Regions from separate parts of the Homo sapiens genome. Here regions 2 and 3 are each linked to region 1. Evidence: chromatin contacts called from ENCODE Hi-C data. All regions are on one chromosome and are shown on one strand. The core of a region is the stretch at or near the end of the contact, and the rest is flanking DNA. Distances in the headings are between cores, read along the strand shown.

The links. Hi-C counts contacts between places; a loop is a spot of excess contacts on that map. Pooled maps may share reads with other maps.
Region 2: a loop to region 1 is called in a pooled map, with 4 times the contacts of the local background. The contact joins the enhancer-like site here to the promoter of ETNK1 in region 1. A Hi-C loop is called at or near these places in 2 of 50 pooled maps.
Region 3: a loop to region 1 is called in a pooled map, with 2.7 times the contacts of the local background. The contact joins the promoter of BCAT1-AS1 here to the promoter of ETNK1 in region 1. A Hi-C loop is called at or near these places in 5 of 50 pooled maps.

The regions. Positions count from the first base shown.
Region 1 is chr12:22,623,462-22,627,719 of GRCh38, reverse strand. It overlaps ETNK1 (ethanolamine kinase 1), which reads right to left and starts at 2,549. Exons shown (of 8, transcript NM_018638.5): 1 at 2,134-2,549. The coding sequence starts at 2,289. It overlaps ETNK1-DT (ETNK1 divergent transcript), which reads left to right and starts at 2,674. Exons shown (of 4, transcript NR_135030.1): 1 at 2,674-3,047. RefSeq lists enhancers at 1,426-2,115, 2,135-2,304, 2,835-2,904.
Region 2 is chr12:24,796,508-24,800,498 of GRCh38, reverse strand. No RefSeq gene overlaps it. Among named protein-coding and RNA genes, the nearest start is that of BCAT1-AS1, 21 kb to the left of the region's middle. Within about 2 kb of position 2,003, at least 3 of the 41 ENCODE cell types and tissues checked have a DNase peak (open chromatin) inside an H3K27ac peak, as active enhancers do.
Region 3 is chr12:24,817,584-24,821,339 of GRCh38, reverse strand. It overlaps BCAT1-AS1 (BCAT1 antisense RNA 1), which reads right to left and starts at 1,482. Exons shown (of 4, transcript XR_007063245.1): 1 at 1,393-1,482. It overlaps BCAT1 (branched chain amino acid transaminase 1), which reads left to right. Exons shown (of 11, transcript NM_005504.7): 11 at 3,291-3,756. The coding sequence ends at 3,332.

The sequences.
Region 1 (4,258 bases), core at 1,300-3,799:
AAAATTACATTATACTCTGTCGACTATATAATACATACTTCCTCTGAAATGTGAGGTATGATTCTTATCTATTTCAAGGGAAATACAGTAAAATCTCAAAAGAAAATATTTCCTTTGAGATTTACTAAAGAAATTCTGAACCATTATGAAAGTAGTGTTTGCAATGACCTAGAATGCAAGGAGCCAGATCTACTGAGTTGAAAGGTGAATAATCATCAATTCAGCTTAGCAGATGCTTTTAGGACAGCTTCTAGACCAAAGCTTTGCTTGCACATGGAGGGAATGTATTTCTAACTAATAATCATCTTAGGGAAAAATAAATGGTAGTATTTACCTGCACTTACAAATATTAAAAATTCGGATTATAAACCCAAAGGTCTTTAGGTTAAAAGTTGCTACAAGAAACCAAGATTTAAACACACGTAGTTACTTTCCAACAAGCAAAAACAGTTTAATGTCACTACATTTTGCCCTTTTTTACCTACATCCTGGCTTACTTCACTGAGTTTCACCTAAAATGATAGTGCCTACCTAATATGGTTGTTCGGGCGACTAAGATAAAAAAAAAATAATTTAACTAACCCCACAGTAGCTATTATTACTATTCTACAGACAAATACATCAAAGGAAATTCCAGTCTTCAAAGCTTTAAACTTTAAAGTCACTGCTTAAAAGTAACTGATCTGCCAACACTAGAGTTTACCAGGAAGTAGCACTTTTTAATTAATAATGTTTTATGTATAAGTGACTGCCAGAAAACAAATCATCTTAATAAATTTTAGAGTCTTATATAATAAAATACAAACAAATTGATAAACTAAACAAGTACTGAATTTCAATTTGGAAGACACATTTCCTTTAAAGGAAATATATTTTTTAAATGACATAAAAATCACTTTGGATTCACTATTTCCTATATTCTCGGCTAACAAATACTCCCTTAAATTTCAAAATTTGTTGTCTAACAAGTTTCTTCTCCAAAACATACGGGTCCTTTAAAATAATCTGCTTAAAAACTCTTCTAGGTAATAAGAACTGAAACTAACACATGAAAACCCAAGTGTCAGGAACTGTTCTGGGCCCTAGGCACTGCTCATGTTTTATTCATCTTTGTGTGGGTGGCTGGCTAGTTTAGCGAAGAATTTAGCAAATAAATCAACAAATATTGGTGAATAAATTAGTCATCAAAACGAGGCAGATGATTTGGCTAATTCAAATGAATGTTCTTACATTATTGCTCAGATTTAGAACAAATCCCAAATATCCCAATCTTGAAAATTACTGTTTTTTTTTGTTTGCAAGGGAAAAGGAGAAAAAGAGATCTATTTTTGTATCTAGTTCCTGAAACTAAAGCTAAAAACAGATTAGTATTCAAAAAAAATCACGTAGTGGAAATCATAACTTCCAACTTATTAGAAAACTCCTAGAGTCTCAGGGATTTTTTTCCTCCCAATTTTTTCTCTATCAACACGGTGTCTCATGAAAAGGAAACAGTCACAAGCCACTGCTCCTTCTAGTATCAGGTATTAATTTCAGTAAGACGACTTTAATAATTCAGAAATATCGACTCAAACAAAACAATGTGTGTGGTGCTGCCTAAGAACCGACCTAGCGATGCATGGTCGTGGTCATTACTTTGGGAATTGAGTACGCTAGGGTTTGGGAAGACAAAACGCAGTGTGAGGCATCAATGAAAGCACATCGCAGGGGGAGGGGAGAGGAAGGAAAGATCAGAGAGGATTAATGACTGCATTACTGGTGGGAGGGGAGGAGGTAGACGAGGACCCCGTGCAAGGGGAGTGGAAAGGTTCATTTTGCAGTGACCGTGGACTGGGGAGTGGGAGGAGGGGCAACTATCAGCAGGAATCTCCCCCCGTGGATGGGTCCGTCACTTACGCAGCGGCTTCTAGAAAGAGAAAATGTGCCTCAGGTCAATCTCAAAGAGCAACTGCGACGGGAAGGGGGAGTGACCCTCCTAGGTGTGAGGGGAAATACAGGGTCACTTCCCAATAGACTTAAGGAGATGTTGCCCTAGGTCCTCCTCGGTCATCGTGGGACAGAGGCGATTGTGGTGAGGACCCCCAGAGCCGCGTGAGGGGCATAAGAGACCCAGAGCTGAGGTGTGGGCGTTACCTGCAGGGTCACCTCCTGGGGGTCCCAGTGAGGCCGCAGGTGTTGCAGGAGGCTCAGGGCCCCCTCCCGGCAGCGATGCTCCTCCTGATCCTGAACGGTGACGTTCAGCTTGGGCACCTCCGGGGAGCCGGGAGGGACGTGGATGTAATTGGCCATGGCCCAGGCGACGGCGGAGACTACCACCACGACGACGGCGACGGCGACCACGAGAACGGCGGGCGCCGACAGACTGGTGGATCCTTCCGTCCCGGGGCGCCCTCGCGGGAGGGCTGGGGGCGCTGGGACGGGCGGGCGAGCGGCAGGAGAACGTCTGGAGGCGGCACTGTTGCCGATCCGGGTCTGGACAGCAGCTGAACTGAGCCCGGCCCGCTCTCGGAGAAAATTCCTGTTGTCGGAGCTGGACCGCGGGCGGCCGCAGAGCATGCCGGGGCTGGCCTGACGCTGGCGTCACGCGCGGGGCGGGTCCTGCGCTGCGTCAGGGTGCCGAGGCGGGGTTTCTCGCCTCCGGTCACAATGGGACCTCTGTACCGCGCTGGGCTTGTTGGCCTGCGATTAGCACACACCCATCCCTGGGAACTGCTAGTCTGGAAAGCGGGGCTGCTTCTCCGGGATGAGCCCGAGCCCTGCCAAGCCCCTCAAGGCATTGAAGCTTTAGCTCACCTTATCCGAATGGTCATTGGGCATCTGGACTTGAGTTAACGACTGAATTTTTCTGGGAAGCAAGGGACACGTTCTAAAATAACCCCAGGATCACTCTCCGAACTTGGCCTGAGTCTAGGCAAGCAGTGTTACTCGGTCGCCTTGATCTTGGAGCTGCTGTGTACTGGGGACCTCATACTAGTTGGGTTAACTATATTCCCATTAGCAGTACGCGGGATCGCAGTACTCGGGACAAGCTGAGTTCAGGTATTTGGGTAAGACAACTGCAACACTTCAGAGGTTATTTGTGGAGTAAGATGTTCGACCATACAGTGAATAATTCGAAGCTAGGGAGAACAGATTAGAGTCTGGTATGAAGAAGAAAGGGAAGGAAAGGAATAGTTTTGAAGCTCAGCGCTAGAACGACTCGATGTCCATGCCAGGGTACCCCGAGTGGGCCTTGAAATCTTGCGTCTCAGTGCCTTACAGGGAATGGTAGAAACTGGAAAATCTACAAGTAAAGTATTGGGACCTCCTAATTTTCCTTTTAGATGGAGGAAAACGGGCTGGGATTCCCTGCAGCACTTAGCACACGGTGAATACGTTTGTTAGTAGTAAATAAAACCCTTAACTGGACTGAGTTTAATTAACATTCAAAATGTTTAATTACTTCACTAGCATTAAGTTTACATCCTGATTGTTCAGAAAGAACCTACTTACCTTTGTAATTAACAAAATAATTACTTCACCGATAACGGTAAACTTCCTAAACTAAAAAGAGGGGTGGAAATGGAGCTTTATAATACAGCAAAGAAGTTGATTTAACATTTTTCAAATTTAGTGGTTTTTTTGTTTGTTTTTTGTTTCTGTTTTTTTTTGTTTTGTTTTTGAGACGGAGCCTCACTCTGTCGCCCAGGCTGGAGTGCAATGGCGCGATCTTGGCCCACTGCAACCTCCGCCTCCCGGGTTTAAGGGATTCTCCTGCTTCAGCCTCTCGAGTAGCTGGGATTACCGGCGCGTGCCACCACGCCCAGCAAATTTTTGTATCTTTAGTAGAGATGGGTTTCACCATGTTGGCCAGGCTGGTCTCGAACTCCTGACCTCAGGTGATCCACCCACCTCGGCCTCGCAAAGTGCTGGGATTACAGGCGTGAGCCACCGCGCCCTGCCAGATTTAGGCATAATTTTCTACAAGAAACATTAGAGTGTGTGTTCCTTCCACTTTGGGGAGAAATCATAAATATACTACTACTTTCACATTTCAGATAGTATCTCTTGTATTTTTGTATAAATTGTATTTTTTATTAAGCAGTTGACATTTTAAGAATTTTAAAACTATGTAACTGTAAAACAATTTAATTGAAAATTATGTTGCAAACTGCACTAGTTTGTAATGGTAAATAAGAGTCCATTAACAAGTAGAAGAAAAGAAAAAAAAACTATTAGGTACCTGAGAACAAAAGTAACCGAAAATGTACAGGATCCA
Region 2 (3,991 bases), core at 754-3,253, 2.2 Mb before region 1:
CTGCTTAATCTTGTTCATCAGCTTTTTCACTAGAAACTGAATTTGGCAGGATATTGGAACAATAATGACATATAAGGCAGAGAGAACTACTCTAATTTCCATTAGTTTGATAATGAATTTGTTCAATTTAGAACAAATATTAGTCATCATGTCAACCTGAGCTGCCATTCACCTGTAACAAAATGTGGAGTTGCTGTGCTGCACTTCTGCCCACAATGTTTCCAATGTCCTCTCTTGCCTTTCCTTGCTAACCACTTACCAGCCATACTGGCCAACTTCCAGCTTCTCAAATATACTCAGATCCACCTCCTCCAAATCCATTTGCATATTCTATTCCTTCTGCTTGGAATGATCCCAACCTGATTTTTAGGACACTAGTCATTTCTCCTACTCCATTTCCTCAAAGAGCTCTTCTTGCTTCTTGGCCACCTTGGCTAGAGTGGCTCCTCACCTACATCATTCTCATCTTAGCACTCTCTTAGTTTTCATCATGGCACATAGTACAATTGCAATTGTTTTATTGATTTGCTTGTTTACCCTCTCCTCCATTAAAATATAAGCACTATGCAGACAGACACCCTTTCTGTTTTATTTATCAATTGCCTACCATAGTCTTTAGCAATAGGAGATGTTTAGTGAATATGTTTTTCAAAAAAAAAAAAGGAAGGAAAAAAAGAAAGAAAAAGGGAAGCAAGCTAGCTTTCTTTTTTAAAAAAATTTATATTTATTTAGAGATGGGGTTTGGCCATGTTGCCCAGGCTGGTCTTGAACTCCTGAGCTCAAGTGATCCACCAGCCTTGGTTTCCCAAAATGCTGACATTACAGGCATAAGCCACCACCATGCCAACCTAGCTTTCTTTAGGTATTAATCCTTTGCCTTTTTTTTTTTTTTTTGCTTATCCATAAAAAATGTCTACTGACTATGGTTCCAAGCGTTTTTTCCCCAATGATTTCTATTGCCTGGTAAATTGAAATTTTCTTCATGAGGTAATTGGTTTGAAAGAGAATCTTGGAATTTTTCAAGTCTTTAGAAGAGACTTCTAGCTCCTGTAGTAGTAGTCAACTCTCTTTGGAGGGTTATTGTAGATTAAAAAACACACATATACCTTTTTACCTTGAGATAATTAGATTCACACGCATTGTAAGAAATAATTCATAAGGATTCTATGTATCCTTCCCTCAGTTTCCCCCAGTGGTACTATCTTGCATTACTATAGCACCTCACAACCAGGAAAATTATTGTCTTTAATAAAGTGAGGGTTTTTTTTTTTTCAGTTCTAATTCTTTATCACTCTCCACCTCTTTCACTAAAGGGCTTGAGGTCACTTATAAAAAGGACAAATATAATGCATAAAATTAATGTAATTAATTTTAAAATTAATTATAAAGGAGAAATCAAGGTGAAAAAGTAAAAAAATATGTTAACACTTGGGGCTAATTCAAAGTTTATAACTTGGTTCTCTGCAAAGTCAATGGATTATAATTAATTTAGATGTGGAAATACACCGACTCTTCAGAGGGAGAGAGACAAAGACTTTCTTGCTTTCTAAAAGAATAAAAAGTTTTAATAAGAGACAACAAAGTATGTTTCTTAAAAAAATACTTTCCTCGAGTTGCAGTGAATGTGACAAGTAGAGAACCACAACGCTACATATCTACCTTCAACATGACATGAGACTTTATTATAGATCTTCCAGGCCCTATGAAACACTCAATGCTAAATTATCAAACTTCACTAAATGACATTATATTATTAAACTACTATCACAGGAAGCAGGCAATTATTGAGTCATTTACAAATATTCTCATTCTCCTCCTTCTGGGCCCTTGTTAAGTTTGTGATTTCCTGGCCCCTTGAAGATAGGCTTGGCCAGTGACTTGCTCTGACCAATAAAATATAAGCAGGGGTGACATGTGCCACTTCTAAGTGGAAGCATTTGATTGCTGGTGCTCAACTGCAAACTTCCTTTTCCCTACTTCAGTGGTCACAGAATCACAAGTTTCATGAAACATCTGTCATCTTGGGTCTGTGAGTGACTAAATTAGGCAGAGATCCCTGCTGATCTATGTTAGACATGTTGCATAAATAAGAAAAAAAACCTGGCTGGAATCATTGAAGTTTGAGGGTTGTTCATATTACAAATGTTAAAATGGCCTATCTTGATTGGTATTGAAAAAAAATCCCTTAAAATGTATTTATTTGACTATTCTATCAAATCAGGCTCTGATTCTTTGGGCTAGATATTGTCCATTTCTTCCCCTTACTGAGTAGGGAAAAGACTGGTCCCAGTATCTATAAATGGATCTCTCTGCCAATTTAGTCATAAGTAGGATTTACTCTTTGTGCTAAAAAGTAATCCACCCATGACAATCCACATGCAAATGACTCTAGTAACACATTGAAACTTTGGGAACATGACTAGCCCAATAACAACTCATTAACTAGTTAAAGGAGAATAGCAGATTATTAAAACCCAAACCTAGAGGGTCAAGTTACAAAGTGATTGAGACTCCGTGAAATGGAAGGTTGGCTGCGTTTGTTTTTGATACTCCTGAGACCTGCCATTGATGTGGCCTGCATCTAGCACTTCATCCTTAAAGCACTGTGTTATCTTTGGTGATGAAAGGAAGGGAGAAAAGGTACTCATAGGCAGCATTTTTAATTATCTGTTAATTGGATGAAATGGCAAATAAAGTGCCTAAAGGCCATATGCATATTCATAGATTGTCTTCAAAGGGTACCATTACTAAAGCCAATGAAAAAGATTATGAGTTAATATTGGATTGCGATTTAGGGCAGAGCAGGGCGAGACATATTCAGATATCTTTCTCCAAATAGTTACTAAGATTAATTTGTCTCCCTGGTTTTATATGAGGATGGCGGTGCTACAATTTGCCTGGAAGTAGAGCATGTTTGTCAAAGTAGCAAGTCCCACAGCGGGTAGTTGTTGGCAATTTTCCTGATTGCTCTGGGTGTACGATACTCTTAGGCACAGGATGAATATTTTACCCAAAATAAAAGTTTAGATAATATTTTTCATGATATTCATGTCTAATATGATTTCCATCAGAAACAATTATTTCTGCTTGTGGTAGAAAGCAAATACAATATTCTCTTTGTGAATTTCCATGGGAACATGAAAATAATTTTTTTTTAAGCAGTAGCAATTTTTTTATTTTGACAGAGCTTCCAAGAAAAGTATGGAAAAGAGATTTTGGGATACCATGTTGAAATTCTTTCTCTGCTTTGCAGAATATTTCGACATTTAAGATTTAATGTTCAAGTGACAATGCAGTAAGCATAAGTTCCAATTCCACAGGGCCCAGAATGGATGAGAATTACACACACTTTCCTCTGTCTGTCCTGGTTCTGCCCCGCTGCTGAGGTCACTGCAGGGGAAGATATGGAAGGAGAAAAAGCCACACACATCCCCAGGGCACCCTCTAAGTGCCTGAGTTTTTTTGTCACTATTTTCCTGCCACTTCAGATAACGCAAGGCAGCTGGCAAAATACAAATGCTCAGTGACCAAAGTTTGGAGATTTCCAAGATGAAAATATTTTCACGTTGTTAGTTTCATCTTTGTTAGTTGGGTCTATCTGAACGAGCTATTGACTTAAAAAAACTTTTTTTTAAAATTAATAGACTTTCTTTTTTAGAGCTGTTTTACATTTATAGAAAAATTGAGCAGAAGGTACAGAGCGTCTCTATTTATTCTCCTCTCACACCAACCTTCTTGCCAGATTCCTTTATTATTAATGTATCACAATGGCATAGTACATTTGTTACCATTGATAAACTAATATTGATACATGATTATTAACTAAAGTCCACTAGTGACTTAGTTTACATGAGGGTTCGCTTTTTTATTTTTGTGACGGAGTCTTGCTCTGTCGCCCAGGCTGGAGTGCAGTGGCGCGATCTTGGCTCACTGCAAGCTCCGCTTCCTGGGTTCACGCCATTCTCCTGCCTCAGCCTCCCGAGTAGCTGGG
Region 3 (3,756 bases), core at 233-2,732, 2.2 Mb before region 1:
CATCTGAAGCATAGGAAAGGGGCAGCTTGAATGAGATAGGAGCAGGATCTGTATTGATTGCAGGTCACCAGATAGAATTAAAAAAATCTATGTTCTCACTAGTGGCTACAGTTTTCAAGGACAAATGACTATTAGTGGTTATTGTATTTTTCTTGTTTTCAATGGAGCAGCTCCATGACTTAGTTACATAAGAAGTTAAAGGCTCCACCCCCTTCCCTACCAATGTCTTAAGCTGTCCTCCGTGTGCATACAAACTTTGTTTCCAGACTGCCCTCGTGTGACTCAGTCCCTGGACCAGCTTCCCAGCCCCTTCTGTTTCCAGCACATCCTCCTCCACGTGTTACAGGATTACAAAGCTTTGCACAGCCTTTCAATAGGGTTTAGAGCAAGAATGACAGATTGCTACCTGGTAGGCAGCACTGACTATAGTTTTATTGGCGTTGCGTAGAGTGACTGCATGACATGCAGGTTGTGCTTTTGTTTTGCCAGGAATTTAAAGGCATTTAGCAAAGCCGTATGAAATTATCTGCCTTATGTACCTCGAATGTGAGGTAATGAACTTGTCATTAGTCGTGTTTTAGTTTAGTGTTCTCGCTGGAATTTGCAAAAGATTAAAATTCTGCACATTTCATTAAGTCTTCCACATGGGCTCAAAATACCATCCCGCAGGCTCGACCTGACTTGCCACGTTGCTTTGACACCATCTCTGATTCCAGTGAACAAAACTAAGTAAGTGTGACTTACAGCCGCCCTACCAAACATTGAAGGTGTGAGCCTGCACTGTTGTTTTGTAATGACAATGACAAGAGTATAATGACAAGAGTATAATGACATCCTAGTCCATGAAGACATGTTTTCTCTTTTCCCTCCCTCTATGTATACTTACTTACTCTTAAGGAAATAATATAATTTCTATTTCTGCTTAAATCTGCCATCTCTACTTAGAATTATTTTCCCTTGAAAAATTAAATTGCATTATCCATCAGCCAAATGGAAAATCTGATTACTAAATGCCTACTTCTAGACATTATGAATTACCTGTAATATCACATTTCTTGGGCACTTCTCAGAATGCTATGATTTTACATAAAAGCATAAATTACAGAATGAGAAGAGTAAAGCTTAGTGCATATTATGCAGGTTCGCAGAGTGATATGTGGCCTACGACTGTCATTGTAATCAAAATTGATTTTTGATCATTTATAAAACTAAAACAACTAATTGAAAGCAAATTTACTTTAACTGATGAAATTCAAGATGAAGTGACAGTAGTCATGAATCACAGTTCTGTAGATCTGCTAAAATGCCAATGAACTGTTATTAATGGTGAAAGTGTTTAATATATTAATGGGAATCCAAGTAAGGAAAATAAAACACATATTTTGCCCTTACCTTAAGTCATGTTGACATCATACATAAATCAGGTAGAATTTGAAGATGTTTCATCCAGCATTCATCATGAAGCAACAGAGTCAATAGCGGGCAGTTACAGTCTGTAGGCAATGCTTTCTGGTGTGGATTATGCAAGAAACTTACAGTCATTTGGCTTCCTTTATTCCCCTTTGCATGTAAACTACCAGGTGGTAGGTAGACCCATTCTTGGCTGCCAGTATTTTTACCACTTGGATAGATTCTGCTCTCTGAGGTCTTTAAGACAAACACAGCACATGTACATTGTGATATAGGAGAAAGAACATCAGACAGAGGCAGAGAACTGGGCTTGTCAAAATTAAGGGTGACCTAGAGCCTTAGTGTCCTTATATGTAAGATGAGAAGCTTGGATTAAAATTCATTGCTCCTTACACTTGATTTTTATGCAGCAGAACTTTCTTCAAAAGAGATCACTCCTGGAATCCCAATATACAAAATGGATAAAAGTAGGATTGTTCTGAAGTAAAGAAGTAAAATCCAGAGCCCCACTTATTTGAGTCATCTCCTACCTTTTAGATGGTTATTAACATTGTTTCTAGTTCAGAAATTCTGATGTTTTATATTAATTTAAACTAAAGTTAAATTAGGACTAGAAGAGCCATTTCGTGTGAAAATAGACATAGTCTGAGTGATTTAGGCAAACCCATAGTGACAGATTTAGTGGCCTGATACACTGGCTTGGAAAGATCTGTTCCAAGTCAGTCTCAATACACAAGGCTCGGTGAACACATGGCGAGCAGTCTTGGTGGTGGTCAAGAACATGGAATTTGCTGTGAGAGAGAGCTTGGTTAGGGTCTGGGCTCTTCCATCTGTTAACTGCAAACTTGAGCAAGTTATTCAATCTCCCTAATATTCAGTTTTCTCATTCATAAAATGGATTGATAATGGTACCTTCTATGTACAGTTACTGTGGGTATTAAATGAGGTAATAAGCCTGTAAAACTCCTGGCATGATGACATTGGCCTACATTAATTGCTCACAGAGTGAGAACTTATTATAAACACAGGCATTTTTGTTGAATGACTGACTGATTGAATGAATGAATATAGAACTAGCTTTCTATTTGTGATGTATGGAATATCTCTATTTCATTTAATTTCATTTTGAATATTAAAATTCAGGCTTGCTTTTAAACCAAAGTATTTGCTGATGCAAAGAATGAAATTCTGACTATGATACAGTTACATAACTTTTGAAGAAATAAGAAAAATGCTAACACAGCATGAACAACTTTGATTTAGAGAACAGAGTCTCTGTTAAAATCCATGGGACTTGTCAACTTCATATTTTTGTTTATGAGCATAAAACACTCTTTAGTGCATGTCGGAATCATTTGATGCTTGCTGAATCACAGGTTGCTGGAACCCATCCCCAGATTCTGATTCAGTCTGAGATGAGGTCTGGGAATTTGCATTTTTAACTTGTTGTCTGGTGATGCTGATGCTAGTGGTCTGAGAATACACTTTGAGGATCACTTTTTCACAGTAAAAGTCACAGTCATTAAGCAAGTTAACTCAATGAGAAATGATAATGAAAAGGCATGTACCTAAATAGATAAAGGACCTATACCAGCTATGAATTTGAGTTCAGCAATAATTGTAAAATTTGTAATTCTTTTCAGGTATTTGGTTTTTAAAAAACTCCCTATGTATGCTTTTATCTTATGTTTTATATGGTGTCCCTCTTTTCCTCTCTTTCTCTCTAATCCAGTTTTTAATGTGAACATGTTTAATGTGAAAATGTTGTTCAAAGCAGAAGCGAACCTTTTGTGTAACCTTGGCGGTATTAAGTTTGTTTGTAAGCTATTTCTGCCCTGTTAGCTTCTGTACTGAAACACGTTTTCTTGCTTTTGTTGCAGTATGGAAGAGAAGAGAGCGACTGGACAATTGTGCTATCCTGAATGGAAAATAGAGGATACAATGGAAAATAGAGGATACCAACTGTATGCTACTGGGACAGACTGTTGCATTTGAATTGTGATAGATTTCTTTGGCTACCTGTGCATAATGTAGTTTGTAGTATCAATGTGTTACAAGAGTGATTGTTTCTTCATGCCAGAGAAAATGAATTGCAATCATCAAATGGTGTTTCATAACTTGGTAGTAGTAACTTACCTTACCTTACCTAGAAAAACATTAATGTAAGCCATATAACATGGGATTTTCCTCAATGATTTTAGTGCCTCCTTTTGTACTTCACTCAGATACTAAATAGTAGTTTATTCTTTAATATAAGTTACATTCTGCTCCTCAAACAAATGCAATTTTTTGTGTGTGTTTGAAAGCTAATTTGAGAAAATTTCATAGGTTACATTTCCTGCAGCC